3 separate regions of the Homo sapiens genome follow, and regions 1 and 2 are each linked to region 3. Evidence: chromatin loops called from intact Hi-C (ENCODE). Cell type or tissue: PC-3. All regions are shown on one strand. Each heading gives the region's core, and the rest is flanking DNA. Links, peaks and the distances in the headings are about the cores only. Region 1 overlaps PLCB1 (phospholipase C beta 1). Region 2 overlaps PLCB1 (phospholipase C beta 1). Region 3 overlaps PLCB1 (phospholipase C beta 1).

Region 1 (10,673 bases), core at 1,156-9,155, 62 kb before region 3:
GAAGTTCCCCCACATGATTCTGATGTTGCAGCCAAGGAAGGTGATCCCTGGATAACTCTCTGTAACTCCTTCAAGTGGTTGGAAGAGGAGAAAAGCCCTCTAGGGAAGGGAAGGTGCTAGTGAGAGGACACTTTCAGCTAAATAGAGACGTTGCAGGAGACCCCAAGGAAATGGCCAGAGTCTTTGCACACTGGAATTTTACATCTAGACAGCTTGATAAATGGCATGACTACAAAGTAATGCCTCATGATTTCTTTAATTGTGATAATCATGATTAGGCAATCCCTTTTGAATGATCAAATAGGCTTTCTGCTGGCCCAAGTCCTAGTTAATATTTGTTCAGATTTAATCCACTTCACAGATGAATGCATCAAATTTCATGATAATTTTAAACGAATGTGGATTCCGTATCGTAATTCTCTTGCAAGCCATGGAACCTTATTTGTCTGGGTTTGTACCCATCTCAGCCACTTACCAGCTTTGGGGCCCTGAGCCCAGGACTTGAGCCAGATGTGTCAGCGTGTTCTTATGTAAAACAAAAATAATAACACCAACCGCATAGGGCAATTCTCAGAATTAAATAAATACATGTGAATCTTTTTTGTTTTTTTTTTTTTTGAGACAGAGTTTTGCTCTTGTTGCCTAGAGTGTGCCCAGAGTTGCTGGAGTGCAGTGGTGCAATCTCGGCTCACTGCAACCTCCACCTCCCGGATTCAAGTGATTCTCCTGCCTCAGCCTCCCAAGTAGCTGGGATTACAGGCACCCACCACCAGGCCTGGCTAACTTTCTGTATTTTTAGTAGAGACAGGGTTTTACCGTGTTGGCCAGGCTAGTCTCAAACTCCTGACCTCAAGCGATCCACCTGCCTCGGCCTCCCAAAGTGCTGGAATTAAAGTGTGAGCCACTGTGCCCAGCCACATGTGAATCTTTTAAAACTAGGCCTGACATATAGAAATTATCAGTTAAAGTGTTGTAGGACCCTATCCTTAGTTCAGCTAAAGACGGGTTCCTTGTCACATGGCCACAAAAAGTTAGGCTTGAAGGCAATTTGAAGAGTGAGGAGGACAGGGTTTTATTGTGTTGAAAGGAAAAGAGGGAAACAGGTTATCTCCACAAGGCTGGAGTCCCTGCTAGTGTGCTTCCCACCTTGCAGATTGAATTCCAAGTTCCACCCAGGAAGAGGAGTGGCCAGGCTCCTCCCTGCTGCAAATGGGGTGGATTTCTGTGGCTCCACCTCAGTGTGCATTCCTCCCAGTGAGCAGGCCCGTTGCAGTTTTTCCGGGGACTCCCTTATACTTGGCTGTCTCAAAAGTTTGTGGTATTATGATTTGTCTTGTCACTATTACAGCTGCCACTTATAGAAGACTAGTCAACTCAGCTTGCCTTATATGTTTTTGGGAAAGAGAATCTCCATCTATGGGAAAAGCAGTGGGGGCTTTCAGAGGATGTCCACACTGTCTATTGGGTGCTCCAGTAAGAAGGGTTGAGTCCAGTTGCTACAGCCACCTGAAAACCTTGCAGAAGGTTCTCCAGGTTCCTCATGAGGAAAAAAGGAAAAGATTACCAGGCACAATTACCTTTATGTAATTGGCAAACACTTACTGGGCATCAAGTGAATATTAGGAATTGTGCAGAATACCAAGGATACAAAAACACAATTGATGCCCCCTTGGGGCTTGATTTGATAATAGATGTATGACAATAAATACTTGCGTTCACAGTGATGTAGTGACAGTTCATTGAAAGCACAAAGAGAATTTCTGATGTTCTTTATATCTACTGGAAATTACCCACGCAAGAACATAAATGTCAACTTCTAAGATGGGAAACTCATGTTATCCTCAAAGCAATTCAACAATGAATGATAGTTGTGAGCCAAGAATTATAACTTGCTGTTGATTATAACTTACATTTGTGTCATACTTATTTTTATTTTGAGCTTCACAGCACCTCCAAAGACATAAAGACAGTGATCAACTGAGAAAATGTAGGTTCTGAAAATGTAGGGTCTTGCCCCAAATTTCACTTTTAATAAGTCTTAGGGTAGAGATTGGAACCAGGTTCTACACTGTAAGTTGTCTTTGCACTGAGCTGGGCTATAATAACTGCCACAACAATCTAATGAATTCTGTTTAATTAAAAAGAGATAATAAGAAGAATTTCATATTAAAACCCATAAGCCTAGATAATATGATGGTTCTAAATTGTCCTCATTGCCAATGTTAGATGTCTGACAACTTTAACTATTGTGAAACATCCATCACAGATATTCTAACTATAGATTCTGTTGTTTGAGGGAGGTGGGAAGGAAGCTCTGTTTGCAATCATTTGAAATAGCAAACTGACATTTTCTTTTTCCAGCTTATTCAAAAGTTGACGGATGTCGCAGAAGAGTGTCAGAACAATCAGTTAAAGAAGCTCAAAGAAATCTGTGAGAAGTAAGCCCTCATTCCCATTACAATTGACATGTGCATCTGAATTTATTCAACACAAATTCCCATCTGATTTGCCTCTTTTTTCTCTTTTACTTCCATTGTGACTTCAGAGAAAAGAAAGAATTAAAGAAGAAAATGGATAAAAAGAGGCAGGAGAAGATAACAGAAGCTAAATCCAAAGACAAAAGTCAGATGGAAGAGTAAGTCAAAAGTGTCCCCTCTCCCAAACAGTTCATCTGGGAATTATTTTATTTTGTACGTCAGAGTCACAGGTTCATAACCAGTCAAAGACTCCTTCGTGAAGTTTCTCCTCTAGTCAGCCTTTCAAAAGATTCTTTTGGTAAGGTTTTTAACAGGGAAGGCTCAAGCAAAGACTGGTTCAATAAAGGAGTGAGGCACACCCAGGGCCTTTTAGATAAAGAGTAAGCAAAGAGCTTCCCTCAGGGAAAGGCTAAATCCTCACTTCCTACCCATAATCTTCCTGGCATTTAGTGAAAACAGAGCCTGTGCCTTGGGAGGAACCTGACCTTTGTCCAAAGGCTGGCAGATTATACCTTCCTTGTAGCAGTAATAAGAATGTTGCTATGGCTCACACTTGTAATCTCAGCACTTTGAAAGGCCTAGGTGGGAGGATTGCTTGAGGCCAGGAGTTCAATAGGGGCCTGGGCAACACAGGGAGACTCTGTCTCTACAAAAAAATTTTAAGATTAGCTGGGTGTGGTGGTGCACACCTATATTTCCAGCTACTCAGAAGGCTGAGGCTGGAGGATGGCTTCAGCATGGGAGGTCAAGGCTTCAGTGAGCCATGATGGTGCCACTGCACTCTACCATGGGCAACAGAGCGAAACCTTGTCTCCAATAAATAAATAGATAAAAATAAGGAAAAAAGAAAAAGAATGTTGAGAGTTCTGTAACCTTTTATCTAGAAGTCTGAGATTACCATTTGTCAATTCTGGATGAATTGGTATAATGATGTATTCATCATTTGCTTTTAGGGAGAAGACAGAGATGATCCGGTCATATATCCAGGAAGTGGTGCAGTATATCAAGAGGGTATGTGGGCTCATCACGCTCTCTCCTTTGCAAAACATGTGTGAACATTTGGTGAGCTCGCTGTGAGCTTCTGGAAGGAAATGTCATGCCTTGCCATAACTTTTTATCACTAGCACCTAGCAGAGCTGTTTCACAGGGTGGGCACTCCTTAATCAACATTTCTGCAAGTTGAATTGCAAACCACTTTGTAAAAGGATTCATCTAAAAATAGAGTCAAGTCATTTCCAAAGTCAAGAGCCCAGAAACATATTGTAAATGATAGTGTTCCCAAAAGAACCTTTAATTGTCATCAATGATAGAGATGATGGCAACCTCGAAGGGCTGTCCTTTTTTTTTCCAATTTAATGTCATAGAAATGTTTACATATTTATAAAAAGGTAAGAACAGTGCAGTCCATTGATCACCACCTCCCACCCTTATGTTTCTGTCACCTAGCTTCAACACTTACTACAGTTTCCTATACTTGTAAGTGTAGTTCTTGATCAGGAGATCAAATAATCAAATGTAAGCCATAGATCTGAAAAGCTTTCGGTATTTTCTGAAAACGTGCACTTTTAAATGTTTAGATGAAAGTAATGTTTCTTGTAACTTTCTTATAGCTAGAAGAAGCGCAAAGTAAACGGCAAGAAAAACTCGTAGAGAAACACAAGGAAATACGTCAGCAGATCCTGGATGAAAAGCCCAAGGTAAACGGAACTGAATTAAAATGAACAATTATTTTATTTGATTTCCATTTAGTAAGAGTAAAACCTTCCTGGTTTACATAAGTACCTTGTACACAGTCTCAGATCAGTTCTTGCATATGAAACTCATGTATCTTTCTCAATGAAGGAAAAAATATAGCAATATTCAGTAAGCATTTATCATCACCTGGTGAGCTTTTAAAAACTGCAAATATGCAGAACCCAGCCCCAGAGATTTGGCTTTAACTAATCTGGGGTATGGCTCAGACAAAGGTATTTTTATAGTCCGTTTCCCCTGGAGAATCAGAGACTAACCAAACCTTCAGTTTGGGTACTACTAAGTAAACGTCAGTTCTAAATAGCTGATGTAATGTTGTAATGCCACCCTCTGTCCAGCAGAGGATGCCCTGCACCAAAATCACTTTGGTTTTTATCTAGCAAAATAGTCTCATAAATCAGAGAAAAGCAAATCTTTTGTTTCCCATAGTAACAGTTGATTGGGGCTCTGCTTTAAAATTATCTTATGTTCATTGTTTGGTTAAAATTAATTGTCTTATGAATATTAACTTTGAATGAACTGAGTATCTGTAGATCAAATACTTTGAGGTTACCAAATGGCATCTCAGTTTTAGAACATTCCTTCCATTTTGATTCATCACTGAATAGTTTTCTGTTTGTGGAAATTGTGTTTTTCAATTTTCCTGCGCTTCTATTTTCAATTTAAAATATCTACTCTAAAAAGTACTGCCATTCCACACAAGCATTTCTCGAGTCCTAAAAGTTAAAAAACGTTAGTTTTATTTAATTGTATGTTTCATTCACCAGTTTACTTCTTATAGATTTCTTATGGATAATTCTAAATATATTTTCATGGTTCTTTGTGCTCTTATGCTTTCATATTTATTATATAAGACATTTATTTAATATTTTTAATTTCTAAGTTTTTAGGGTTGGCAATATAGATTCTCAAGCAAGAATTAATAATTACTTAGATATGGTGCTAATTCTTACGTTTCTCCTATAAACATATAATGTAGATCTTCTCAGCCACCCTCTCAGGTTGATTATGCACTAATAAAGTGGAATAAATTTTAACATAATTTCAGAAATTGCTATACTTTCCAATCAGAATTGATCTTTTTAAAATGCTCAAATTATTTAGAGCAAAAGATCCAGTTTGACTGAAATTTAAGAAACACTTTAATAATAATCAGTCTCAGGTGATATATTCAGATACATACATTTCTAATCTATGCTGTCTGGTTTTAAATTTGTCATTACTTTGTACACTGACATAATAGAATTTGCTTATGGTTGATGGCTCAGCTAGTTTTTGTATTTCAAAAAAATTTAGGTAATATGGTTCTTTTCAGAGTTTCATTTTGCTTTTTTTTTTCATGCGTGTTTTGGTTCAACAATGTTAACTATTTTACTTACAGATAAAATGTGAATGTAAAATCATTAATGTGTTTAAATTATATAACTCTCAGTATCAGTAACCCATACAAAGATTTTCTTGTTACTGCTCTAGGTCATCATGATTAAAATCAACCTCAGTAAATGTGGAAGCACCCTTAAACTTCTTCCCTGGATATAACTGGACATGAAAAGAACTAATAACTTTTGGCTGATTTATTAACAGTCAGGGTGCATTCAGCTGCAATTTTACAATAAGCCCAATTAAAACTGGCTTCAACAGTTATAGTATTTAGTAAGCCACGTTACTGGAAATTCAGAGGTACTACAGTTGTAACAGTGATTAATTTAGTGGCTTAACAATTTCATCTCCAGGTATTTTTAGAATTTCCACTGTTGTTGCCTTCTAGATCCAGACCGTGAACTCAGTCATGAGATGGCTGCCCTAGCTCCACACATCATAACCTTACATGAAACCACTCAAAGGACGTGCAGCAAATGTCTTCATTTTGTAACCCTTTCTAGGATTGAGAAAAACCTTCCTACATCCCCTCTAGCTGGTGTTTCCTCATTGGGTACAATGGCCTCATATTCCCATTCTTAAACCAATCATGGGCAGTAGGGTATCACTTTCATGATTGGCTTAGAGTAATTAAGATTCACTCACAAGGCTAGAGAGAGTTCAGTTTTCCTCAGTTCCATGGTCATCAGGTACCTGAACAAAACTGATATTTTATCATCAAAGAAATAGAGGGGAAATAGCAACTGGGTAGACAGGTTACATACAGTGTACGTTACAGCCATGTTTATAACAATTTTTTGTTTCTTCCTTTCTGGCCCCTTGGAAAGAGATCTGAAGTGTTTCTATGAATTTTTAGTAGTTCTATTGTCTGCGTTTTTTATTGTAAATAGGTACCATGATGAATTCCTCTGTGCTTTTCTTCCATGAGGTTGCTCCATGACCATCTTTTTGTGTCTGGATTTGAAGGTTGCCCATGAAGATTGTTGGTTCCATGTCAAACTAAAGCATTTCTTGAGGGTTTTTCTTCATGGCTTAAAAACGTTGTGCCTTAAAGCTGTGATTTTATTAATAAAATAATAAATCATGACTGTTAACATTGTAGGACATGGTGGTTAATAAAGGGAAATGACAATGACAACAGGAGCAGCAATAGACAGTAGAGTAAAAGAACAAAATCAAGTGTGAGACATGTGAAGAAAGACCAAAGCACAGGACAGCAAAGTAGGTATTAATAAATGGGTGGTGAGGAGAGGCCAGGCCAGCATAGCAGTCGCTGATGCTCCTGTAACTGTGGGGCATGGATGGAAAATACAGTAACACTGGCTTTGAAATAATCCCTCTCCACATCTAGTACTGAAACAGGCTTTGAATCTTGACATAGACATGAGGGAAATTAGCAAAAGCAGAAACAAAACAAGGAACAACCCAAGGAAATGAAACTGATCAATAGTATCTCTAAAACAAGTCCACGGAGTCAGTTCCATTCAGTCAGATAAGAAAACAGAGTGATTTCGTGACATCTAGAACTTTATGAATGGTTCCATTACTGGGTTTTGGATGAGGAACGTGAGCTGACATTGCAGCAGGTAATATTAAAGACAATTGTAACCTTCTTATGAAGAAGAAACCATGCCAAACTTTGCCACAGGTTACTGAGGAGAATAGAGTTCCTCCCTCAACTAATTTACAGATGGTATCGGGGAATCTGCCCCGATATTCACGTAGGTTCTTTTCTATTTTTCCTAAGCATCGGCTGGCTTGAGAAATAAAGGGACAGAGTAAAAAAGAGAGAAATTTTAAGGCTGGGTGTCCGGGGGAGACATCACACGTTGGTAGGATCCGTGATGCCCCCACAAGCCGCAAAAACCAGCAAGTTTTTATTAGAGATTTTCAAAAGCGGAGGGAGTGTGCAAATAGGTGTGGGTGACAGACGAGTACTTAACAGGGTAATAGAATATCACAAGGCAAGTGGAGGCAGGGCGAGATCACAGGACCACAGGACCACAGGACCGAGGCAAAATTAAAATTGCTAATGAAGTTTTGGGCACCATTGTCATTGATAACATCTTATCAGTAGACAGCGTTTTGAGATCAACTGGTCTGACCAAAATTTATTAGGTGGGAATTTCCTCTTCCTAATAAGCCTGGGAGCACTATGGGAGACTGGAGTCTATTGCATCTCTGCAGCCTCAACAGTAAGAGACAGCTATGCCCGGGGGGCCAGTTTAGAGACCCACCCGCAGGCGCACATTATCTTTCTCAGGGATGTTCCATGCTGAGAAAAAGAATTCAGCGATATTTCTCCCATTTGCTTTTGAAAGAAGAGAAATATGGCTCTGTTCTGCCCGGCTCACCAGCGGTCAGAGTTTAAGGTTATCTCTCTTGTTTCCTAAACATTGCTGTTGTCTTGGTCTTTTTTCAAGGTGCCCCAGATTTCATATTGTTTAAACACATGTGCTCTACAATTTGTGCAGTTAATGCAATTATCACATGGTCCTGAGGTGACATACATCCTCCTCGGCTGACAGGATTAAGAGAATAAAATAAAGACAGGCATAGGAAATCACAAGGGTATTGATTGGGGAAGTGATAAGTGTTCATGAAATCTTTACAATTTATGTTTAGAGATTGCAGTAAAGACAGGCGTAAGAAATTATAAAAGTATTAATTTGGGGAACTAATAAATGTCCATAAAATCTTCACAATCCACGTTCTTCTGCCATGGCTTCAGCCGGTCCCTCCATATGGGGTCCCTGACTTCCTGCAACAAGATGGGATGAAGTTTTTTAACTAGAAAGTGATCATAGCTAAGTTTTTGCAGACACCAAAAGTATGTATAGGCTACATGACATCATATTTCTTCCTGTTCTTCCATTTCTTTCACCATGTTGTTGTATATAATAATTTACTTTCTCTTCATCCACTTATTCTAACTAATGTAATAGTGTGTTTCATGTTCCTAATCTTGTCTTAACAGGGAGGAAGCTCTTTTTTTACATTACTGTTTGCTCTGGGATATTACTATTTTGAGCTATTCTGAACCTTGATCAACTTAGAAAATCATATCAATATAATTTTCTAAGCCATTGGTAAATAAACAACTCCTTTGAAAGTAACAAACAGATATTTTGTAAATCTTTCAGCAAAAGAAATTTGAAAAGCCAATGGCTCAAAGTTAACAGTTTTTCAGTGGCAAAGAAGTATTTATTCTGGCTCAATTTAGAGCAAACTACACATGAAACCTCATTCAAAGTGTGACTTTGCTAGCAGTTTACTCAACAATGGGCATGTCATCTAGAGTTCCCAACATTTTTACCATCCTGCAATAGCAGTCATAGGAGAATATGCCTCAATCAAAATCAGGCTAAAAATTTGTTTCAATTCTGCATGTGAGCTGGGACCTTAAGTCTTTCTGGTCGCTATTTGGTAGGGGACCAAATGTGGCCAGTCACACTGGAAAAGTTTATTTTAGATTGTCCCACTTTGTGACATGCACTAGGATCTTTTCATGTGGAGAGTTCATTTTTTCCCTATGAAAAAAGAGATTCAATTAGTTTATTCATTTTGTAGGTAATTTTGAGGGCATTGGGGAAAACAGAAGTAGGTGGTCCCTCGAAGCAACTTGTACAATAAAATATTTTGGCCTCAATTTGACACAAAATGATGTTGTACATTGCTGCACATAAGTCCCATGGAAACTTATTATGTTATAAACAACAAGAGACACTCTTAGAAGGGAATACTTGGCTCCTTTCCAGTAGAGTTCTGAATTCTGGAGAAACATTCGACTGCATGTTTTCTAGCAATGAGATATTCGATTCAGTCCTTGAGTGTATGTGGGTTTCAGTTTTGTTTGAGTTGTGGCTTTTTATGAAATCCATAGTGGTAGAATTTTCAAGATGGACGCAGTAAACACTGGCCAGTCTTCTGACTCAGTGAAATAATTGGTTTCCTGGGGATTTCCATACCTGGGTTTGCCAAAGCCAGTAGGAAACATGGGGAAACCCCATCTCTACCAAAATACAAAAATTAGCCAGGTGTGGTGGTGGGCGCTGGTAGTCCCGGCTACTTGGGAGGCTGAGGCAGGAGAATCACTGGAACCCGGGAGGCGGAGGTTGCAGTGAGCCGAGATCGCGCCACTGCATTCAAGCCTGGGCGACTGAGTGAGACCACCCTGTCTCAAAAAAAAAAAAAAAAAGAAAAGAAAACACGGTTAGTCACAAGTTGCCTTGAGTCTGTTGTGAATATGCCAATGTTTATTGATCACTTTGCTGCTCCTGACTCTCTTTATAAGAAGAATCATCTTTTGAGGGGAATATTTAATGAACTATCTCCATAACCTCATAAAACAGTCAATAAATGTGTAATTTACTTTTTCTCTGATGCTTAATTTGTCTTTGATGCTTCTTAGAACACAGGTTTTCTGCTTAATTTAGCTCATCATCAAGAGAGAATTCCGGGAAGCTTTAGGGCATTTTAATTCATTCCCAAAGAACATTTCATCATGTAGCTACTGGCTCTTTTTTTTCCCTCCACCAAGGGAATATAGACTGATTTTCCTTATTTCCCCTCTGACATCTTTGTAACAGGGTGATTGACTCATCCCTCTGCTTGAAGTTAGTCTTGTTAGACCTACCGCTGGGCTCTGAGACAGAACCTTAAATGCGGCTGATATCTCCTGTGTTTGGGAGAGAAAAGGCAAACTTCGGGATTTAAAATAAAATATTTTTTAAAGTAATGCATTTGTGCCTCCTCTAATCTTTTGCGGCTTGATGGGGAAATGGATTCTTCCTTGCCAGCACTTATTGGATCTTCTCCCAGAAGCCAAACTTGCAGAGTGGAAACTGGCTGCTTATAGACAGTGTTTCTGCTCATTGTCAAGTCTCAATTAACCACACAGTGGTTTGTTTTTGTTTGTTCTGTAGAAGAAAATTCTTTTTCATTTTTGTCAATATAAAGAATTGCCTTTTTAGGAAACAAATATAGTTATGCCTTATTTTCTTGAGTATAAAACTTAGACATGTTTACTCTCCTTCTGGGCAATACCAGGGCATTGGAACAATT
Region 2 (10,673 bases), core at 866-8,865, 94 kb before region 3:
GTGAATAGTATCCTTAGGGGTTGTGTCCCAAGAGTGACACAGTCCACTCTACATGGAGACATCACCAGGTGTGACCCCTGGACTAAGCATTTCTCTAAAGCCTACTTCAAAGTCCAGCACCAACCCTTGGTGCCCACTTTATCCCCGACTGCAACCATAAAGTATTTGCCTGAATGTTTACTTAACATCTATCTGCTTTTTAAAAATGTCTTTGATTTTATATAGTACGTCCCTTTTTGGAAGGTGGAGGCTTTGTCTCACATGCCCTTGATAAGCAGAGATTTATTTTTTCCTTTATTTGACTCAAATTGACAATCGAACTTGGTTTCCCAAGGGCATACAGCTACATGGAGTATCTGAAAACCTAATGCAAATCTAAAAATAAACTTGTTGGATCCAGTTTGAATGCACCTCCAGTCTAACACCTCAAGACACTAATTTTAGTTGCCAAAAAAAAAAAAAAAGCCACCATTATTACTTTCACAGAAGCTGGTTTTCCCTAACTTCCATTCTTTCCTCCATCAAAATTTTCTTTTTCTCTATCCTTTTTCAGAGGGCTAATTTTAGTGAGCTGTCACATTGGGAAGAATCTGGTTCATTCCCCACATGGTTTTAGAAACCAACTTGGATATAATGGGGAAGGTCAGATCCCCACGGAATAGGGACATCTTCCTACCTGCTTTCTAAAGCAGCTGAGTTTGGTAACCATGGGCACCCTCTTCAGCTGGGAGGCCAGCAAAGCGTTACCCCTGCTGTATTTAAGCCAAAGAACCACCCACTGTGGGTGTATAGGTCCCATGTAGTCAAATCTAGTTTTTCAAGGGAAGTAAGAAACCCATTGTTTCAGTATAAGATCACCTTAATTAAAAGATTTGACAACACTGGTTGAGCCAAAGAAAATGCATCCATGTACTCCATTGGGACCATGACTTTCCAGTTTGCAATGTCTTGCTGAACAACACATACACAATCCTTTCCCTTTGCATATAATTCTAGGGAGAATTTTTCTGATGGATGTAACTAAATAGTGTGACCATACTGGCACTTACCCATCAGAAGTAGTCATTTTTCAAAAGAAAGATTCTGCCATAGTGAGCTATACAGGCTGCCCCGGTTACTTGTTTAGTCTCCTGTCTCCCCTAACTGATGTCCAGCCACTGCTACTAAGGGCTCTTCCAGCATTGAGTAGGGTGTAGTAAACAAGCAGGGATGATTTGTTGAATTAAAATAAGTTCTGCCATCACTTAATGCAGTTTTGGAAGATGGTTTAAAGATGATTTGGGAAACAGATTAAAAGCCACTGGTGACAATCAGTGTCACTATTTTCACTCTTATCTTACTTTTTATAAGAAAGTTATTATAGGTCAATTTTTCATCTGTAATCACATGCCAAAATGTCACAATGTTAGGCTCCAAAAGACTTCTGGAAAAATATATTTCCTAATGTATTTTTAAAATGTGCTACAAAGTAGAACATTGGGATAGCCTCATTGTCAGTAAAACCTGCCAGGGACTTGGAAGGCAATTCTGATAAAGAGTTACAGAGAATTTAGCATATTGAAAAGCAACATTAAAAGAGTATGTAGGCAATTATTTTATAAGGATCAGCATTTATTCAACAAACATTTTTAAACTGTTTACTGTGTATAAGGTATGTGGAATTAGCTGCTGGAGGGTGTCGAATGAAGATTTTACGTTTCAATGCATTTATTATTATTATTCATTGGTAGTATTCCACAAGCTTAAAGGTTTTATTTGTTTTATGTCAACATAAATAACAAACAGATGCTCTCTAAAAGAAAATGGTATTATTTAAGAATAGGGCATACTAAATTATGTGCTTAGTCAGGGAGGGAAGGAAGACAAAGGTTTGTAAAGGATAAATGAGGAGGGTTACATAATTGTTTTCAGATGATTAGCCTTGGCTACAAGGATCAATAACAAGAGTGACCTCAGTCTGACGTTGGACAGGGAGTTGCTAGGCAGGTGTCCTCACAGAAGTATTTTTTGTGTAAAGTTGCTATGGCCTTTGTACAAGGTGATGGCTTTTGCAGAGTCTTTTGTGAGAGTTTTTCTTATCAGGCATTTATGAGTGAGAACCTTCTCTTTATGACATTCCCTGGCTCTTTTTGTCAGGGTTTTTTGGGTTTTTGTGGGTGTTGTTGTTGTTTTAATATAAGGGACTCCATTTAGATTCTGACAACTTTCACATTATTTAACATCCACATATTTACTCTGTGCCAGAAACAATTCTAAGTACTTTATAAGTATTAACTTATTTAATCATCTAAACAATCTAACAAGATAATATTATGATCCCCAGTAAACACCTGTCTTCATCTATAAGGATAAAGAAATTGAAGCACAGAGAGTTAAGTGAACTGCCCAAAATCACACTGCTGGTAAATTGCAGGGCCAGAATCTGAACCCAGGCAAGCTGTGCTCCAAAATGTGTGTTCTTATCCATCACATCGATTAGCTCATTCTGTAAAACAACCCCAAACTTGGCAGCTTATAACATCAACTAGTTATTATTTTTCATGCATTATCTGGTCAGCTGGGCAGGTCTGCAGATCCAGACCAGACTCATAGACTCAGCTCATCTCAGCCGGGTTCACTCAAGTGTATGTGCTCAGCTGGGGACTGGCTGGTCCAGGACATCCTTGACCAGGATGACTCAGCTCTCTTCCAGAAGAGCTGGATGACAGACCAGGATGACTCAGACCTCTCATCCTCCATTGCTATAATAGGACCCTGAGAAACAGTGGAAAAATTTGCAAGGGTCTTTTGTATCAAGTTTGCTATTCTCTGATTAACCAAAGCAAATCACATGGTCTGGTCCAGAGTCAGTGTGGAAGGGCACCACCAACGGGCATAGACATAGGTTGGTGTAAAAATTGGAGACTTTAATACAATTAACCTCCCATAGTCATGGCTCAACACTATGCTGTTTTAACCCTGCTTTCCAGGGAGTATCAAATTTGATATTTCCAACTCCAAAAGAATTGTGAAGATGCTATAAAATGTAGCCTTGTTGGTTTAGGAAGGCAAGAAAAGAATAAAAAGAAATGTGGAAAATGAAAGGATATTTATAATTTTAGGCTGATCCTGGAGAAACACCATCAGAGGCTCCAAGTGAAGCGAGAACGACTCCAGCAGAAAATGGGGTGAATCACACTACAACCCTGACACCCAAGCCACCCTCCCAGGCTCTCCACAGCCAGCCAGCTCCAGGTAAGCCATCTGGAAAGAGCTGGACAACATGAGCAAGATCCTCCAGTTCATTAGTGCCACTGACGGAGGCGCTGTGATGTGGGTAGCTAAAGCATCAAGTGGGGAAAGATGTGTGGACTTAGGAGGAGCTCCGTCAATGTGCAATTAATGAATGAAAGCCAGAAGAGAGTCATATGTGCTCATCTGGCTCTACAGATAACTTATGAAACCACAACAAAAAAAATCACCCAGATTTCCGGTGTCCTTTTTCAGTGATGAGTTATGACCCATCTGCTGGCACAGTTTGAGAAGAATTCTCCAAGCAGCTTATAAACAACCATGCCTTAGAAGTGCATTCTTAGTCTTGCTTCATTAATTCTGTGCCAAGGGCTCCTTTCCCTCTTTCTCCAACTTTCTTTTCAACATCTTTGAGTGTCTGCCCTGTGCTGGACACATTGCTAAGCTTTTCATATGGATCATTTCAATTCCCCCCATACCAGGCCCAAGAGTAGATTCTATTATTGTCCCCATTGTGCAGATGAATAAGCTGCCATTTTCAGGTGATAAAGTACTTATTGAAGGCCACAGTGCCAGGGAAGAGTGACCTTAGGCCTGATGCAGTTCCCAATGATACTAACATTCTTGCTTTTAGCTCCTATATTACAGCCAAAGCCACACTCTTGTCTCATTTCTCAAAATGAATAAATGAATAAATAAATAAATAAATAAATAAATAAAATAAAAATCCTTTGATTTCTACGCAGCTAACTTTGACATTTAATCTTATGCAGCTTTGTGTAACTATTCCTTGTGTGTATGTCCTGTTTACCCCAGTAGATGGGAGGCTTCCTAGGTAGACTTCAATTTGATGCCTCCTCTGTACATCACACAGTGCTGGGGAATAGCATGTACCTGATAATTTCTTGTTGAATTGGTTAATAAAGTAAACAAAAGGGAGCAGAATTTCCTTCCATGAAGGTGTGGAAAGGAGCTCCTTTCTTTGTCATACTAGATCAGGGTGCCAGTAGATCCAGATCTTTTAAGGGTATTTCTCATGGGAGAGAAAGAGAATTAAAAAAAAAAAAACCAATTATATTTAATTTGTATCAGACACGCTTGAACTGCTTTTTAAAAGGTTGCTGGCCAGGCATGGTGGCTCATGCCCGTAATCCCAGTACTTTGGAAGGTTGAGGCAGGTGGATCACTTGAGGTCAGCAGTTCAGGACCAACCTGGCCAACATGGTGAAACCCCCATCGCTACTAAAAATACATAAGTTAGCCTGGCATGGTAGTGCATGCCTGTAGTTCCAGCAACTCAGGAGGCTGAGGCAGGAGAATTGCTTGAACCCAGGAGGCGGAGGTGCAGTAAGCTGAGATCGCACCACTGCACTCCAGCCTGAGTGACAGAGCGAGGCTCCATCTCAAAAAGAAAAAAAAAAAGTTGCCAAAGTCAATAATAGTAAGAAGATGACGTTATAAACAAGAAGTAAATTTTCAAATAAAGAGTTTTATATACCAAATACAAACATCTTGAATGCTTCTGAAATATAAATCCATCATTTAAATGTGTGAGTAAATAGTCATGTGTTCCTGAAAGTAAAAGAGAATTTAGCATTTTCACATTTAATTTTTTTAACTTGATATTTTGGAATAATTGAACTTACAGAAAATATTTTTTAAATGGCACAGAATACATTGCAAAAATAACCTCTTCTTCCCCTAAAGTTAACATCTCACGGGATCATGGGGCAATCATCAAAACCAGGAAAGTAACATTGGCATGATACTCTGACCTAAACTGCACAATTTATTTGGACTAACCTGCTTTCTACAGTAATGTCCTTTTACTGTTCAAGATTCCAACGCAGGATCCCAAATTGTATTTTATTGTCATGATTCTTTAGTCTCCTTTAATCTATGGCAGTCCCACAGTCTTTCCTGTCTTTCATAACCTTGGTACTTTGGAAGAACTCTGGTCAGTTATTTTGTTGAACATCCCTCAGTCTGGGTTGGTCCGATGTTTCCCCATGATTAGGTTGAGGGCATGCATTTTGACAAGAGCACCATGCAAGTGATACTCGCCTTTCTCAGTGCATCACATCACGGATATATGATGTTGCTGGGTCTCATCACTGATGATATGGGATCACTTGGTTAAGGTGGTTTCTCCACTGAAAGTTATTATTTTCCCCTCTTAGATATATTGGGAGAGCTACTTTGAGACTATGCAAATATCCTGTTCTTCCTTAAACTTTTGCTTACTGATTTTTAACATTCACCAATGGATCTTTCCTGTAACAGTTATTACTGCCTAGTGGTCAACATTTGACTTTTATTTTTATTTTACTTTATTTTATTTTGAGACAGAGTTTGGCTCTTGTTGCCCAGGCTGGAGTGCAATGGTGTGATCTCAGCTCACTGCAACCTCTGCCTCCTGGGTTCAAGCGATTCTCCTGCCTCAGCCTCCCAAGTAGCTGGGATTACAGGCGTGCACCATCACACCCGGCTAATTTTATATTTTTAGTAGAGACGGGGTTTCGCCATGTTGGTCAGGCTGGTGTCGAGCTCCTGACCTCAGCTGATCCATCTACCTTGGCCTCCCAGCGTTTGACTTTTAAAAGGTCACTTGTCATTCCTGATTTAGCCAGAAGATGGCGATAGCATTGCCTAAACTGAATTTGTTCCAAGTGGATGTCTTTTCTCTTTTCTCTCGTTATAAATGGGGCATATAATATCACATTTTTTTTTTTTTTTTTTTTTTGGAGACAGACTTTCACTCAATCTGTCACATAGGGTGGAGTGCAGTGGCATGATCTCAGTCCACTGCAAACTCCACCTCCTGGCTTCAAGTGATTCTTCTGCTTCAGCCAACCAGGTAGCTGGGATTACAAGTACCCGCCACCATGCTCCGCTAATTTTTGTATTTTTAGTAGAGACAGGGTTTCACCATATTGCCAGGCTGGTCTTGAACTCCTGACCTCAAGTGATCCGCCTGCCTCGGCCTCCCAAAGTGCCGGGATTACAGGAATGAGCCACTGCACCTGGCCTAATGTTACATTTAATTAGGTTTGTCTCAAAGCTGCAAATGAAGACTTTTTAAGAATAATTTTTATAAAGAATTTTCTCACACAATTTGTCATTTCTCTGAAAAGAGATTTAGATTCAAGGCCCAAATATGTTTGTTTGTTTACAGGAAGAATAAAATTTAAAAAGTTGAAGAGGCTATTTATTTTATCTTTTATATTACAGGTTCTGTAAAGGCACCTGCCAAAACAGAAGATCTTATTCAGAGTGTCTTAACAGGTAAATGCCACCCTTTCCCCCCATGGAATTAAGCAGCTCAGTGTTACACAGTGGAAGTATTTAGAGGAGAGGAAATTTCCATTCATATCTGAAAAACAACATCATTAATATTTCTTCTTCTAAAAAATCTAGAGACATACACTTTTAGTTTAGTCTACATGATATGATATAATCACAGAGAAGTAACCATACTTTGTAGCTAGAACCCTACTGGCATAAAAATAATGTAGTTTCACAAGATAGCTATTTCAGCATCAAAGAATAGTTTCATGCTGGAAATGTAACCCAGTGAACAAGAATGCCTGTCTTCCCAAATTGCCAATAATAAACTATATTTTAGATATGCAGAATATGATCCATTTGTGAGCATAAAATGCACAGTGTTTAAGAACTGTGATACAGTTTGGAGTTATTTTATATTTGGTTAGTCACATAAACTAGTGGAACTAAAATTGGTACAAGCTTTGTGCAGTACAATTAGCAGTATGTAGTGGAATCTTAAAAATGTTTATAATACTTGGTTCAATATACAACAGAAATGTACACACACGTTCACCAAAAGCAGCACCACTGGTAAGGGCCAAATCTAGAAACAACCCAATGTCCATCAGCTGTAAGGTAGGTAAATAAATTGTGATAAATTCCTAGCATGGAACAGGAGGCAACTGCAGGAATAAATAAACTCAAGTCACACACAACATGGATAAAACTCAAGCATAATGTTGAGGAAAAAAGTCAGACACAAAAGAACATATTCTGTAGGATTCCATATACACCAACTTCAAAGACAAAACTAATCTGTGCTGTAGAAACCTGGATTTGGATTATACTTGGTGGGAGACAGGAACCAAAAAGGAAGGCTTCTGGGATGCTGGCCAAATTCTAACTTTGACCTAAGTGATGGATATTGAAGCACATTGACTTTGGGAAAATTTACAAGGCTATACTTTTATGATTTATGCACTTTGATGCGTATATTTGCATTTCATCAAGAAATGCATAAAATATGCGTAGAAAAATTACTTGAGGAAAGTATTAAAAGAAAACAAAACATGGTTTGGTTTTGTTTTGTTTTTGAGACAAAGTCTCACTCTGCCACCCAGGCTGGAACACAGTGGTACAATCTCGGCTGACCGCAACCTCCACCTCCCGGGTTCAAGCAATTCTCCTGCCTCAGCCTCCCAAATAGCTAGGATTACAAGCACGTGCCACCACACCCGGCTAATTTTGTATTTTTAGTAGAGACGGTGATTCTCCACGTTGGCCAGGCTGGTCTCGAACTCCTGACCTCAGGTGATCCACCCGCTATTTTTAGTAGAGACGGTGATTCGCCACGTTGGCCAGGCTGGTCTCGAACTCCTGACCTCAGGTGATCCACCCGCCTCGGCCTCCCAAAGTTTTGGGATTACAGGCGTGAGCCACTGTGCCCCTCCCAACAAAACATGTTTTTAAAAGATTTAGTTCTAGGCTGGGTGTGGTGGCTCACGCCTGTAATCCCAGTACCTGGGGAGGCCAAGGGGGGGGCGGATCACCTGAGGTCGGGAGTTCGAGACCAGCCTGACCAACATGGAGAAACCCCATCTCTACTAAATATTACAAAATTAACCGCTGTGGTGGCGCGCACCTATAATCCCAGCTACTCAGGAAGCTGAGGCAGGAAATTCGCTTGAACCCAGGAGGCGGAGGTTGCCGTGAGCCAAGGTTGCGCCATTGCACTCCAGCCTGGGCAACAAGCGCGAAACTCTGTCTCAAAAAAAGAAAGATTTAGTTTCATGGGAAACAACACCATATTAATGCATACAACAAGAGACAGCAGTGTTCCTAGAATGTTGTTTAAAATAACGTAAATGAATGGACAAAAGGCAATGGTCTGTACCAATACATTAGCTGTGATTATATCTTGGTGGCTTATTTATAAATGATATTTGTGTCTTTATATAAGTGAGCATTACCTTTATACTTAAGAGCATAGTCTAAGGAACAGCCTCTCTCATCTACAGACTTTTTAAAAATAATAGTTTATGTGGATTTATTTCTAATCGTAGGTTAGAACATCTAGAGCCTTATTTCCAAACTGCCTATAGCTGATATGCTGTAAACCACTTTTAAAGAAATAGAATTGCATCTGCCTCCAAGAATGCAGCAATTCCTTGGGATTATAAATTCTTAATGTAATAATTTATTATGCAACCATAATGAGTCAATTTGGGCCTGAAGGAAACCATTAAATAAATGTACCTGGTTTTCTCCATGGCCTCATTCTCAAAAGAGATCGAATGTCAGGAGAATAGACACAGTATAAGAAAAGGAAACATATTTCTATTGCTTAAAGACCTTAACATTTAATAACATAACTTATTATTCTAGTCTCAATGTTTATTCACTAGACATCTTATTTTCTATTCAGGTCTCTTGTTATTCACAGCATATATTATTTCTGAATCTCTTGATAGTTTCAAATATTTATGGTAACATTTTTTGTTCCCAGAAGCAGGACATTCAATTCAAACCATGGAAACATGTGAACTATGACTTGATCTAGGTCCATATAAATGATAATTCACTGGAGTTAAGATACCATCAGTTGTAAAGCATCCTACGTTCATGTATTGCTAAAAAAGAAAAGCACTGACCAACCATCATACCCCACCAACCATAAGATGCATCTTGATTTCGGAAATGTTAACATATTTTTTAAATGCACATTCTAGAATTGATTGAATATATCAGTAAAATACAGATTAGTTTTGTTTTGTTTTGAGACGGAGTCTCACCCTGTCGCCCAGGCTGCAGAGCAATGATGTGATCGCGGCTCATTGAAACCTCCGTCTCCCGGGTTCAAGTGATTCTCCTGCCTCAGCCTCCCGAGTGGCTGGGATTACAGGTGCCTGCCACCACACCTGGCTAATTTTTGCATTTTTATTTATTTATTTATTTATTTAGAGACAAGAGTCTAACTCTGCCACCCAGGCTGGAGTGCAGTGGCACAATCTTGGCTCACTGCAACCTCTGCTTCCCAGGTTCAAGCAATTCTCCTGCCTCAGCCTCTCGAGCAGCTGGGATTATAGGCATGTGCCACCATGCCCAGCTAATTTTTGTGTTTTTAGTAGAGACAGGAGTTTTGCCATGTTGGCCAGGCTGGTCTCGAACTCCTGACCTCAGATATCCACCCACCTTGGCCTCCCAAAGTGCTGGACTTACAGGCATGCGCCACCACACCTGGCCTAATTTTTGTATTTTTAGTAGAGATGGGGTTTCACCATGTTGGCCAGGCTAGTCTCGAATTCCTGACCTCAGGTGATCCTGCCTCGGCCTCCCAAAGTGCTGGGATTACAGGCATGAGCCAATGCACTTGGCCCAGAATGTTTTAAGGTCAGACTCTATCACATTCAAAGTTTTCTCAGCATGGGATAAAAAAATCAGCCAGGCATGGTGACTCATGCCTGGAAATCCCAGCACTTTGGGAAGCCGAGGAGGGCAGATCACTTGAGGCTGGGAGTTTGAGACCAGGCTGGCCAACATGGCGAAACCCCGTCTCCATAAAAAATAGAAAATAATTATCCGGGCATGTTGGTGCATGCTTGTAATCCCAGCTACTTGGGAGGCTGAGACATGAGAATCACCTGAACCCGCGAGGTGGAGGTTGCAGTGAGCTGAGATCACGCCACTGCACTCCAGCCTGCGCAACAGAGCAAGACTCTGTCTCAAAAAAGAAAATAGTAATCATAATCATAATAATATAGTAAAGTGGGCTGCTAGTAAGCCTCTGGTGACTTTGTGCAAATTATATTAAGGTATCTTCCCTCAAGACACTTTACTGCTATATGCTTTTATGATAAATGTACCAGCTTATGATGTTTATACTGTAAATGATACCTTTTAGAAATGATGTTGTAGAACCTGCACAGTTATTTTCTAAGCCTCCACAGGCACAGTGCCAGAAACTGAGTTAAATACTTTCCATGAGTTCTTTTATTTCATCATCTTAACAACCCTATAAAGTTATAGAAGTATTATAATCCTTATAGCAATGCTGTTGGTGCCCTGCCCAGATTCCTTGTACAGCTGGTGCACCCGTCTCCTGGCTGGTGGTGAGGGTTGGCTGTTAACAGCTCATAACTTCTCCTTCTCTGCAAAATTGCCCTCAACCAAAAGGA
Region 3 (10,673 bases), core at 1,184-9,183:
TCTGCTTTGTGCTGCTATAACAAAATGCCTGAGACTGGCAATTTATACGAACAGAAATCTATTTTCTCACAGTTCTGGAGGTTTGAAAGTCCAAAATCAAGGCGCCAGCAGGTTCGGTTGTCTGGTAAGGGCTGCATCTTCCAGAGGGGAGGAACGCCATGTCCTCACATGATGGAAGACAGAAGAGCAAGAGAGACCAATGCTATCAAAAGCCTTTCTAAGGACCTTAATCACACTCATGAAAAAGGGCCCTCTTGACTTAATCACCTCTTGTTTGCCCCACCTGTTAATACCATCACATTGGCCATTAAGTTTCAACACTTTAACTCTAGAGGGAACACATTCAAATCATAGCACAGGACAAGGTCTGGAAGAGTCCCAAGAACATGAGCTTATGATCCTACGGAGTTAGGGTGTGCTGCCCTCCTAGTTCATGGATGTATTCACCAACCTGGAAGCTTTACATCATTATTTAAGAGTTTTTATAACTCAATCTTTAGCTCTCCCACCAGGTTAGTGAGGGAGGCTGAAAGTTCCAACCCTCCAGTCAGTTGATCTGTCTGGTGATCACCCCTATCCTGAGGCTCTCCAGGGGCCCTATTCTAAATCTACTTATTAACATAAATTCAGATATGATTGAAAGGGGTTTACACAAGGCCTCCTTATCACTGTGAAAAACCCAAGCGTCTTAGGAGGTCTATGCCAGAAACCTGGGACAAAGACTAAATATATTTCTTATATCACATCTGGGTACCCCAGCATTAGGGAGGCCATGTCTCCATGTGCAGGAGTCATAGTCTTGTGTACTAAGCTACTCACCTCATGAGGAGTGTGTGGATGAAGGAGGGCTGGGGGGCCATGAGGGCCCAAGGGATGGGCCTGTCTTGCCCACATCTGGAAGTCCGGGATGAGGACTGAGACTCTCTTTGTAGCAGGTTCCCCCCAGTGATTCTGATGTCAGTTGTCCACAGGGTGCACTTAGAAAGACAAACTCTGCAGAAGGATCAGAGCTAAAGAAGAATAGCTTCCCCTCTTTTCTCTCTGCTGCCTAACATTTCTTAGTACTAGTCAGAGCTTGGGAGCCACACTTGGAATTTCAAAAGAGGAATTTTTCATGCTTTTCTAAATGGATTGCATTTTGGGGGCTTGGAAGCCAAACACTTAGAATCTGTAAACAGTTTGTCCTGGGAGAGAATGGCTGCAGGCTTTCAGAACAAGAGAGGGAAATTTAGGCTGACTGCACCCTCTGCTTCTCAAAGCTCTTTCTGCTAAAATGCTATAGTTATATGTGGTCGTAGAAATAAAAGAGAAGCCAAACACTCAAGTGGGCACTGCTTCCCATTTTTTGACTAATGAGAGATTATTCAAAATCTTGATATTGAGTTCTTACTACCTACCCAAGCACTGAGCTGTCTTCTGTAATCATCCACAATATCTATGATGTCAGCTCCATCATTATCATTTTATGTAAGGAAACTGAGATGCAGACTGGCCACTGGCTCAAGCTCATACAACTATTCACTGACAGAGTTAAGAACCAAGCAGGGCCGGGTGCGGTGGCTCACACCTGTAATCCCAGCACTTTGGGAGGCCGAGGCAGGCAGATCACCTGAGGTCAGGAGTTCGAGACTAGCCTGGCCAACATGGCAAAACCCCATCTCTACTAAAAACACAAAAATTAGTAGGGCATGATGGTGTGCGCCTGTAGTCCCAGCTATGTGGGAGGCTGAGGCTGGAGAATCGCTTGAATCTAGGAGGTGGAGGTTGCGTTGAGCCGAGATCATGCCACTGCACTCCAGCCTGGGTGACAGAACAAGACTCCATCTCAATAAAATAAAATTAAATTAAAAATTAAAAGAAAATATAAAAAAAAGAACCAAGCAGGGCTGAGCGCGATGGCTCATGCCTGTAATCCCAGCACTTTGGGAGGCCAAGGTGGGCGGATCACGAGGTCAAGAGATCGAGACCATCCTGGCCAACATGGTGAAACCTCATATCTACTAAAAATACAAAAATTAGCTGGGCATGCTGGTGCAGGCCTGTAGTCCCAGCTACTTGGGAGGCTGAGGCAGGAGAATTGCTTGAACCCAGGAGGCGGAGGTTGCAGTGAGCCGAGATCACGCCACTGCACTCCAGCCTGGCGACAGAGCAAGACTCCGTCTAAAAATAAAAAAAAGAACGAAGCAGCCCGGCCCTAGAACTCATGTGCTCTAAACCACTACTCTAAACCAGCTCTTTAAAACACGTAAGTGTAAATGTGCACAGATTTCAATTTAGAGCTGTGTGACTCCCAGCAGATTTCTTTTTTCTTGAGCAAAGGAGATGCCACTGTGAATATTAATGTCTGTCATAGCCAGAGCAGACACTCTTCAGCTTTTGGGCAAACTAAAATGCTCAAAAATACCCACAGGCACAACATTTTCTAATCGTGCTTCCAGAGCCAGGCAGTGTGTTCATGCATGTAAGACGCTGTATAAATGTAGGTAGTAGCACCAATAGTGCTCATGAATTATGGATGAAGAGGAACATCCAGAGTCAAACATTCCTGAGAAAGCAGACCAGGCTCCCTTTACTGGGTTAGGAAAAGATAAAAGGCTAAACTTCCCAAGGCAGTTGACTGGTGATTTTTCATTCTAACATCCGAAAAAATAGGAATAAAGTTGCTATGGTTTGAATATATGTGTCCCTTCAAAATTCATGCTGAAATTTAATCCCTAGTAAAACAGTATTAAGTGAGGACTTTACGAGGTTTAGGTCATGAGGGCCTTACCTCCATGAATGGGGATAGTGCCCTTATAAAAGGGCTTGAGGGAGCCTGCTTTGCTCTTTTTGCCCTTCTGCCATGTGAGGACACAGCAAAAAGGTATCATCTTGGATGCAGGAGATGAGCCCTCACCAGACGCCAAATCTTCTGGTGCCATGGTCTTGGAATTCCCAGCCTCCAGAACTGTGAGAAATAAATTTCTATTAATTATAAATTACCTGGTCTAAGATATTATGTTATAGCAGCAGGAATGAACCGAGACAGCAGCCTATTTCAGAAGCCTGTCTCTGATGCTCCTATTCCAACCAAAATCTTTAAGCCAGAGATCGCAACCAGTAACCTGGCTGAATAATCCACAAACATGGTTTATTGTACTCACACATTGTTATAATGTTTTTTTCTTAGTGTTCTTTCATCTTCTTGTTGAACAGGATGCCAACTTTAAAAATAAGGAGATATCCTTTAAAAATGTTTCCTTGCTTTAATTGAAATATTCAAAGACCTGGCTCACTGGGGCCATGTTCCAATGGACTTGGCAGCAATTAGCTGGATCTGAGGAGTGGAATCCCCGATTAGATGACCTTGTGTGCTCCCTTTAGCCACAGTCACCATCACTGTTTGTTACCTTATACTCACATACCACCACTGACTACCACCAGTGCTTTTCACTCTTTTTCTTTACCTCTCTTCCTCCTAAAGTCATTTGCATTTAATAACTGCTAATTTCCTGTTATTCAAGGTCCCTAGCAATTTATGATATATGTGTTTGCTTATATAAACTTGCTTCAACAGGCCACAGTAGCCTAGGAGGTAGTCATTGCTTGAAGATTTATACTGGGCTGCAAAATAACCCTGAGTGTCTACTCAACTTTCAGTTCGAAGTGCCTTATCCTGTATGGTAGTGGGTTACTTTTTGCATGCCAACTCCATCATATGGTAGCAGATGCCTGGGACTTTTTGTTGATAAGGATTCCAAGGCTATCTAGATGGCCTGGAAGTACCACTAAGATTGATTAGTGATGTCTGCCATAGTCACCCCAGCTGCTGCTATCCATCAGAAGTCATCAGCCCTGTGCTTCCATCTCCATTTCTTTTTTTGGTTTTTTTTTTTTTCATTTTTTTCATTTTTTTTCATTCTGAGTGTCATCATTTAGGAGACTCACACAAAAGTAAGAGAATCTTTCTAGGGAAATGTTCTCTTTTCTTTGCTTGAACTGAAGTTGCAATTTAGAGGCAGTTACCCTTAACCCTGGCATCTTTTTCCCCCAGTACAAGTGTTCATAGAAGCACCACATGTAACAGGCAAAAACTGGAAACAACCTAAATGTCCATCAACAGTGGCATGGGTAAATGAAGTGTGGTGTATTCACATACTTTATAGCAATTTTTAAAAACCCGACTACAGCTATCTACAACAACAAAAAAAGAAGCCAGATGCAAAGAACTATAGACTGTATGACTGTTTATATAAAGTTGCAAAATAGGCTGCTGTCTCAGTTCATTCCTGCTGCCAGGTTTTATCTCTGCCTCCTAATTATTCTGTCATTTCAGCCACATCTGGGGTTACTAAGTGTCATTTCTAAATTGTACCTACTGACATTAGCGAATATCTTTTTGCTGGTCTCCCAAAAGAAAGATCCATCATTTTTCTAACTCCTAATTGAAGAACCTAAGAAAATTGCTGTGTTACAAAGTGTTCCTTTTCATCAACCACAAAACAATCCTCCAGGACAGAGTTGAGCAAAACCAATTCTGTCCAATCCAGTCTGAGTCTAATGACAGAAACTACTCTGAGTTACCTTATTCCTGATATTCCAGGACTGACATCAGGGCCTCTGTCCCAAGAAGTGGAGGAAGGCAGAACTCCCACTAGCCATATCCCAGCCTCCTTAAGATGGGCCTGTGGTCCTGGGAAATCTGCTCTTCTAACCTTTCCTTTGTCCACAGAAGCCACATCAGTAGAGGGTCAGTTACAGACAAGGGGCACACAGTGAATAAGGAGGCACTCACTTCTTGGATTAATTGGCTTAGTGTGAGAAGGCTCACTTTTACATCCTAAGATTGGAAAGTGCCAGAGGCCCCCACAAATCTCCAAAAGCATAGTTTGCTCTCCAATTTTCTCAACTCTTTCCCGGTTTGTAATGTTTATTGTTTTCTTATAATATTTACCAACCATCTTACCTCACCAATGCTAGATCCTACAGGTAACAGAAGCACAGTATACCAGAATGATCACATCCAATAGCCCCTGGCTGGCTCCAGGTGTCATGAAGTGACCTCTGATTTTGTTACTGCCCCTGAGTGGTGGCCAGAAGTTACATTATGTCAGTTTACAGTGTGGCAGCCCCCATATCCATTGGGGACATGAGTGTCAGGCAGGTCAGGTGAGTGTCACCACCTGGAAAGTGGAAGCATCTCTAAAAACAACTTCCACAGAATGCATGAATTTACAGATGATATGAAAACATGTGCATATTGAATTTTCTGAAAAATGGCTTATCACAAAATTTAAAAAAAGTATTTATCAAAGGAACTTTGGGCACATAAGGAAATAAATCCAATAGTATGCTCATGACAATTAGTTATATAAATAAAATAAAGTAGGTTATTAGTCCATATAAGATAGCCTCAGGAAAAAATTAAATGCCCAGATAAAAAGTATGCAGCTTGACAAATTTTTACAGAATTTATGAAATTACCACTTGTGTCAAGATACAGAACATTATCAACACCCCAGAAACTTCCCTCGTGCTCCAACCCAGTCAGTACTACCTCCATCCGGAAGTAACAGCTATTCTGATGTCAGTCAACACAGAGATTAGTTTTTCTGTTTTGCAACTTTATATAAACAGTCATACAGTCTATAGTTCTTTGCATCTGGCTTCTTTTTTTGTTGTTGTAGATAGCTGTAGTCGGGTTTTTAAAAATTGCTATAAAGTATGTGAATACACCACACTTCATTTACCCATTCCACTGTTGATGGACATTTAGGTTGTTTCCAGCTTTTGCCTATTACATGTGGTGCTTCTATGAACACTTGTACTGGGGGAAAAAAAATGCCAGGGTTAAGGGTAACTGCCTCTAAATTGCAACTTCAGTTCAAGCAAAGAAAAGAGAACATTTCCCTAGAAAGATTCTCTTACTTTTGTGTGAGTCTCCTAAATGATGACACTCAGAATAAGACGCTTTCTTCTCCTTCCACAGTCCCCTGTGCTGAGGCATTTTATGTGATTGTGTGTGTAAGCTTCAAAGCGTTATTCAACAAAGAAGCGCTGTTCTCCCAAGCTCTAACCATTTACTCGTAATGGGCATATGGTATTTCGAGTGCTGTACTTTACTATTTCACCACTAGAGGGCAAGAGGAGCCCCACAATGCTTGACATTGCCAGATCTGCAGTCAAAATGATTAATCATGAGGCAAAAACAAGAAGCCAGAGGGAAAAAAGGAAGAGCTCACAAAGGCAAAATAAACATCCATAAACTTAAACTTTCCTGGGTAGGGAAGATCTGAAAAATGTCACCCATGAGCCACTTTCTAACACTCGTTCCATCTTTCTTTTTCCAGTGTGCAAAACTCAATTGCACAGTCCTCAGTTGCTGAAACTACCACCCAACAGGGTGGGACTAGATCAGGCAGACAGATCTCAGAGGGCATTTTTTTTTAGCACTGCCTAGAGCCTTGGTTATTAGGAAGCCGAGAATCTTGCAGAGGTCCCAGGCCTCAGGGGCTCTGAACAAGCAACAGAGAGTTCTGTGATTTCTTCTTCATTCTAAGTAATATTTCTTCCAATAACACCATGGTGTTTACTAAAATCAAGGCACTAATGAGTAAGGCTACCAGCCCCAACACCTCTCCTTTTTCTCCTCTTCTCCCGGGTCCAGGCCCTTCTACCTGCCACAAACTTAATCAAGATTACAGAATGGAGATGTGTTGTTTTTTGCAAGGGGAGGGGAGTAGGGAAATTAATTACGAAGCCAAGTTGCTGTTAAACTATTTATAATAAATTTCTACTGGAAAAGGACCTTTGGCTGACAATCGTTTTCTTCTGCCTCGGCATGACCAAATACAGTAAGAATTCAAAAGGAAAACTGAAAAGCGAGGAAGAGCCCACAGCTGGAGCAGTCTGTTTTCACGTCTCCACGCTGGCGAACGACAAACTCGGCAAGGAGCCTCCTGTGTATTTCCTGTCCTCGTTATCTCAGTTCTTGCTCTGAAGGGCTAAGAAGCCTTCACCGTTAGCCAAGACTCCTTCGTGCTTCAGCTTAATTTTCCTTGCATAATTTTAAATACAGATCATGTCTACAGTACAGCAATTAATGGATAGCCTAAAGACTTATTATTTCAAACTAATTGATATGTAGGAAAAGTTTAAATAACATAACGGAGAGGGGAAATTTTAAACGATGTATGCACAATGAATTTAAAATTTCTCTCTGTTGCAGATGGTAGCAAAAACATATGATTAATAGGGGGATGTGATCAAAATGTAGAACTGACTTGGAAATCTTTCTCTTTTTGATATTCTTGAGCATATGATTGGAAGGAAGAAAGATTCAGACATTTCAGAAATGGGGTAAGGGGTGCAGGGGAGAGCAGATTCTTCCCCCCCCACTCACTCCCACCAATTCTAGGGAGTTATCTCACAAGATAAAAGAACACCTGAGTATATTTTGAGTTGTGCTGTTAGGTCAGAAATAAGAAATGGGAGAAGAATGCCATTATTTCCATTCTAACTCTTTGGTCAAATCCCCCTCTTGAGATAAACTTGAGAGAGAAGTCTACAAAGACCAAGTTCACCCAGCTGCAGCAGAACCTGTTCCAAGTCACCAGCACTCCCAGACCCAGGATTCCCTCCAAATTCTAAGAAATGTGCTGTGATGAATCACCTCACTGACACACAAAAAAACAAAAATCTTTCTAATTTCCCCATTCACATTCCAGCAAGTTTAATAGGAAAGTTTAGAAAACTCATCTGAAGAAAGAATACTCTTCAAATGGGAGAGAGCAGGAACATTTTGTTCTAAGAAGGGATTGAGACCTAATGATGCCAGACAACATTTTAAATATCAGAACACAGCATTTGTAAGAAAATAGAATCTGCTTCAACCATAAACCATAAGGGGGGAAAACTACCTTTAAAATGTATTTTCTTCATATCAAATTCATGTCATAAGAATATCTGAATGACTTCTGGCCAAGTCACTTAAATTTTGTGGTCTTCAGTCTTTTTGGTCTTCTCAGATGTAAAATTTGCCACAGACTGGTTATTTTTTAGAACCCTTTCTTCCCTTCTGTTCTCCTACTTTATTTAGGTAGCTCTACACACACATTTTGAAAATTGGATGAACAACCTCCTTCTCATTGGTCCATGCAAGACCATATTACTGTATTTATAATATAATACACACCCATATACACCACAAAAACTACAATACTGGTTTCTCCCCCTCTGGTACCCTGGCCTTTCATTCTCCACCCTCTGCCCTTCAAGGTAACAATGAATCTGAAACGTGTGCATGTATATATTCCTGTTTTTTATATTTACATGGTTATAGATATACATGTGCATATATATCATGCATATGTATTCCTATAACACTTTATTTTTTTATCTTAGTTGTTTTAACTTCATAAAAATGGTATCATATGGAGTATCATATTGAAATATGATAATGTAAGTTAAAGGACCATACTGAACCTATACTGTATAAAATTTGGGGGAGCCTACAATTTTTCACTTAAAAATATGTTGCTTACTTTGGGAGGCTGAGGCTGGTGAATCACTTGAGGCCAGGAGTTCGAGACCAGCCTGGCCAACATGATAAAACCCTGTCTATACTAAAAATACAAAAATTAGCTGGGCGTGGGGGCACACGCCTGTAGTTCCCAGCTACTGGGGAGGCTGAGGCATGAGAATTGCTTCAGCCAGGGAGGTGGAGTTTACAGTGAGCCGAGATCACACCACTGCACTCCAGCCTGGGCAACAGAGCAAGACTGTGTCTCAAAAAAATAAATAAATAAAAAGAGCCAGACACAAAAAAGTATATACATTATTATTCAGTGTATATGAAGAGTTAGAAAATATGCTATCTTGGGTAGGGGACAGGATGGCTAGTGATTGGAAGGTGGCAGGTAGAGGTCTTATGGAGTGCTGGTATTGATCTGAGTGCTGGTTAAATGGGTGTGTTCACTTTGTGGAAGAAAATCCTAAGTCCATGAATTTGTTGTATCAGTTAGCTATTGCTGTATAACAAATTCCACCACAAAACTCAGGGGCCTAAAACAATAAGCATTTATTATTATCCACAAGCTGGTGAGCTGGGAAGTTCTCCTGGTCTTAGTTGTTCTCACTTATGTGTCTGGAGTCAACTGAGCATGAGGTGGACAGCTCTGCTGGTGATACTGGTTGGACCCGCTTTCATGTTTGAGGGTCACTTGGATGTAGGTTGGTCTAATATGGCCTCTGCTAGAACGACCGGATCTCTCCACTTAGTCTCTAATCTGTGAACAGACACGCCCAGGCTTGTTCACTTGCTGGTGGCAGGGTTTCAATAGCAAGAGTAGAGGCACATGTGGCCCTTTGAGAACAACTCAGCACTGCAACAGTATCACTTTTGTCATATCCTATTGACAAAACAAGTCACAAAAGAGGAGTGAAGAATGGTGGGTTTTTGAAAACTCAATCTACCACACTTCTCTTATGTGAACTTCTCTCTGTGTACTAATGAAAAAAATTTAAATAAAGTATATCTAAGTATAAGGTATCTATATTGTTAAATGTTGCTATAGTTTATTTTGACTTATTCTATTCCATGAATGTATCGCACTTATCCATTCTACTGTCAGTTTGCATTTAGTGATGTCCAGTTGATTGCTGTTTTAAGCAGATCTGCTGTGAACATGCCATCTCATATCTCCTAGTATGCAAACTCTGTACCAGAAGTTTTCTTGGTTGTATACCAAACTGTGGAATTACTGGGCCATAGGGAATATGAATCTTCCATTTTACATGATGATGCTAAATTGTCTTCTGAAGTAACTATACCACTTTACACTTTCTTCAGCAATATATGAAAGACTGTATTACCCTGACACTTGCCAATAGTTGATATTAACGTCAGACTTCCTAATATTTCCTACTAAGATGAGTATGAAATGATATCTCAATGTGGTCTAGATCTGCCTTTTTCTGATCAGTGAAGAAACTGACCATCCCTTCTATTTAGTTTGTTTTTGTTTTGCCTTTAGCCACATGTTCCTTCTTAAGCAAAATGCCTCTTTGTATCTTTTGGTAATTTTTTTCAATTGAGTGATTGGTCTTCTCATTACTTCATAACAATTCTTTATATATTCTCAATACTATTCTTTTGTCAGATGTGTTTGTTGTGAAAATATTTGCCCAGTTTATCACTTGCTTCTCACCTTATTGAGGGTGTCATTTGAATAAGTTTCATAATTTTAAGTATTTGAATTAAATTTTTATTTAATTTTTATTGTTAGCTTTACTTGAGGCCTATTTAGCCAATCCTTAACTACCCCAGGATCTGAAATAGATTAAAGGTTTAGCAGTCAAAACATAAACTAAATACTGTTTCATTTGCACTCACACACACACACCACGGCCTGCTCTTGTTACAAGCAGTTTTGGTAATGCGGCTCCTGTGTTCATTATGAAATATTTAGGTATGGACTTGTCCTCAGTAATAGCATCTAAATATCACAAACTCAGGAAATCTAAATTGTTCTGACAAGTTACAAGAATAATTTCAAAGAACATTTTCTTTTGGCAGTAGACCCTGATGTTGTGTAGTAATGGAAATGTTTAAATTCCAATGATAGGACAGGGATGGCCCTGGCTAGAATAACACAAAAATCATTCAAATCTAAATGGCATAAGGCTGCAGCAGT

The links. Hi-C counts contacts between places; a loop is a spot of excess contacts. Peaks named below come from ENCODE experiments on the same cell type or tissue, not always from the same donor. Only the 100,000 strongest peaks of a DNase experiment are listed, where the experiment ranks them.
Region 1: a loop joins it to region 3, with 4 times the contacts of the local background. A loop is called at or near these places in 23 of 110 quality-filtered maps.
Region 2: it touches region 3 in a loop (4-fold over the local background); 4 of 110 quality-filtered maps call a loop at or near these places.

Annotation. Positions count from the first base shown.
Region 1 is chr20:8,786,088-8,796,760 of GRCh38, forward strand. It overlaps PLCB1 (phospholipase C beta 1), which reads left to right. Exons shown (of 32, transcript NM_015192.4): 28 at 2,362-2,438; 29 at 2,546-2,635; 30 at 3,431-3,488; 31 at 4,088-4,174. Among named protein-coding and RNA genes, the nearest start is that of RNU105B, 40 kb to the right of the region's middle. In PC-3, for the core only: a CTCF peak has its summit at 4,571; a DNase peak (open chromatin) is centred at 4,564.
Region 2 is chr20:8,753,945-8,764,617 of GRCh38, forward strand. PLCB1 (phospholipase C beta 1) reads left to right here. Exons shown (of 32, transcript NM_015192.4): 24 at 3,102-3,234; 25 at 6,463-6,516. Among named protein-coding and RNA genes, the nearest start is that of RNU105B, 72 kb to the right of the region's middle. In PC-3, for the core only: CTCF peaks have their summits at 5,863 (motif pointing right) and 5,889 (motif pointing right); DNase peaks (open chromatin) are centred at 2,667 and 5,857.
Region 3 is chr20:8,847,849-8,858,521 of GRCh38, forward strand. The region is part of intron 31 of PLCB1 (phospholipase C beta 1); the gene reads left to right. Among named protein-coding and RNA genes, the nearest start is that of RNU105B, 22 kb to the left of the region's middle. RefSeq lists a silencer at 10,654-10,673. In PC-3, for the core only: a CTCF peak has its summit at 6,119 (motif pointing right); DNase peaks (open chromatin) are centred at 6,113 and 7,613; H3K27ac peaks cover 344 bases.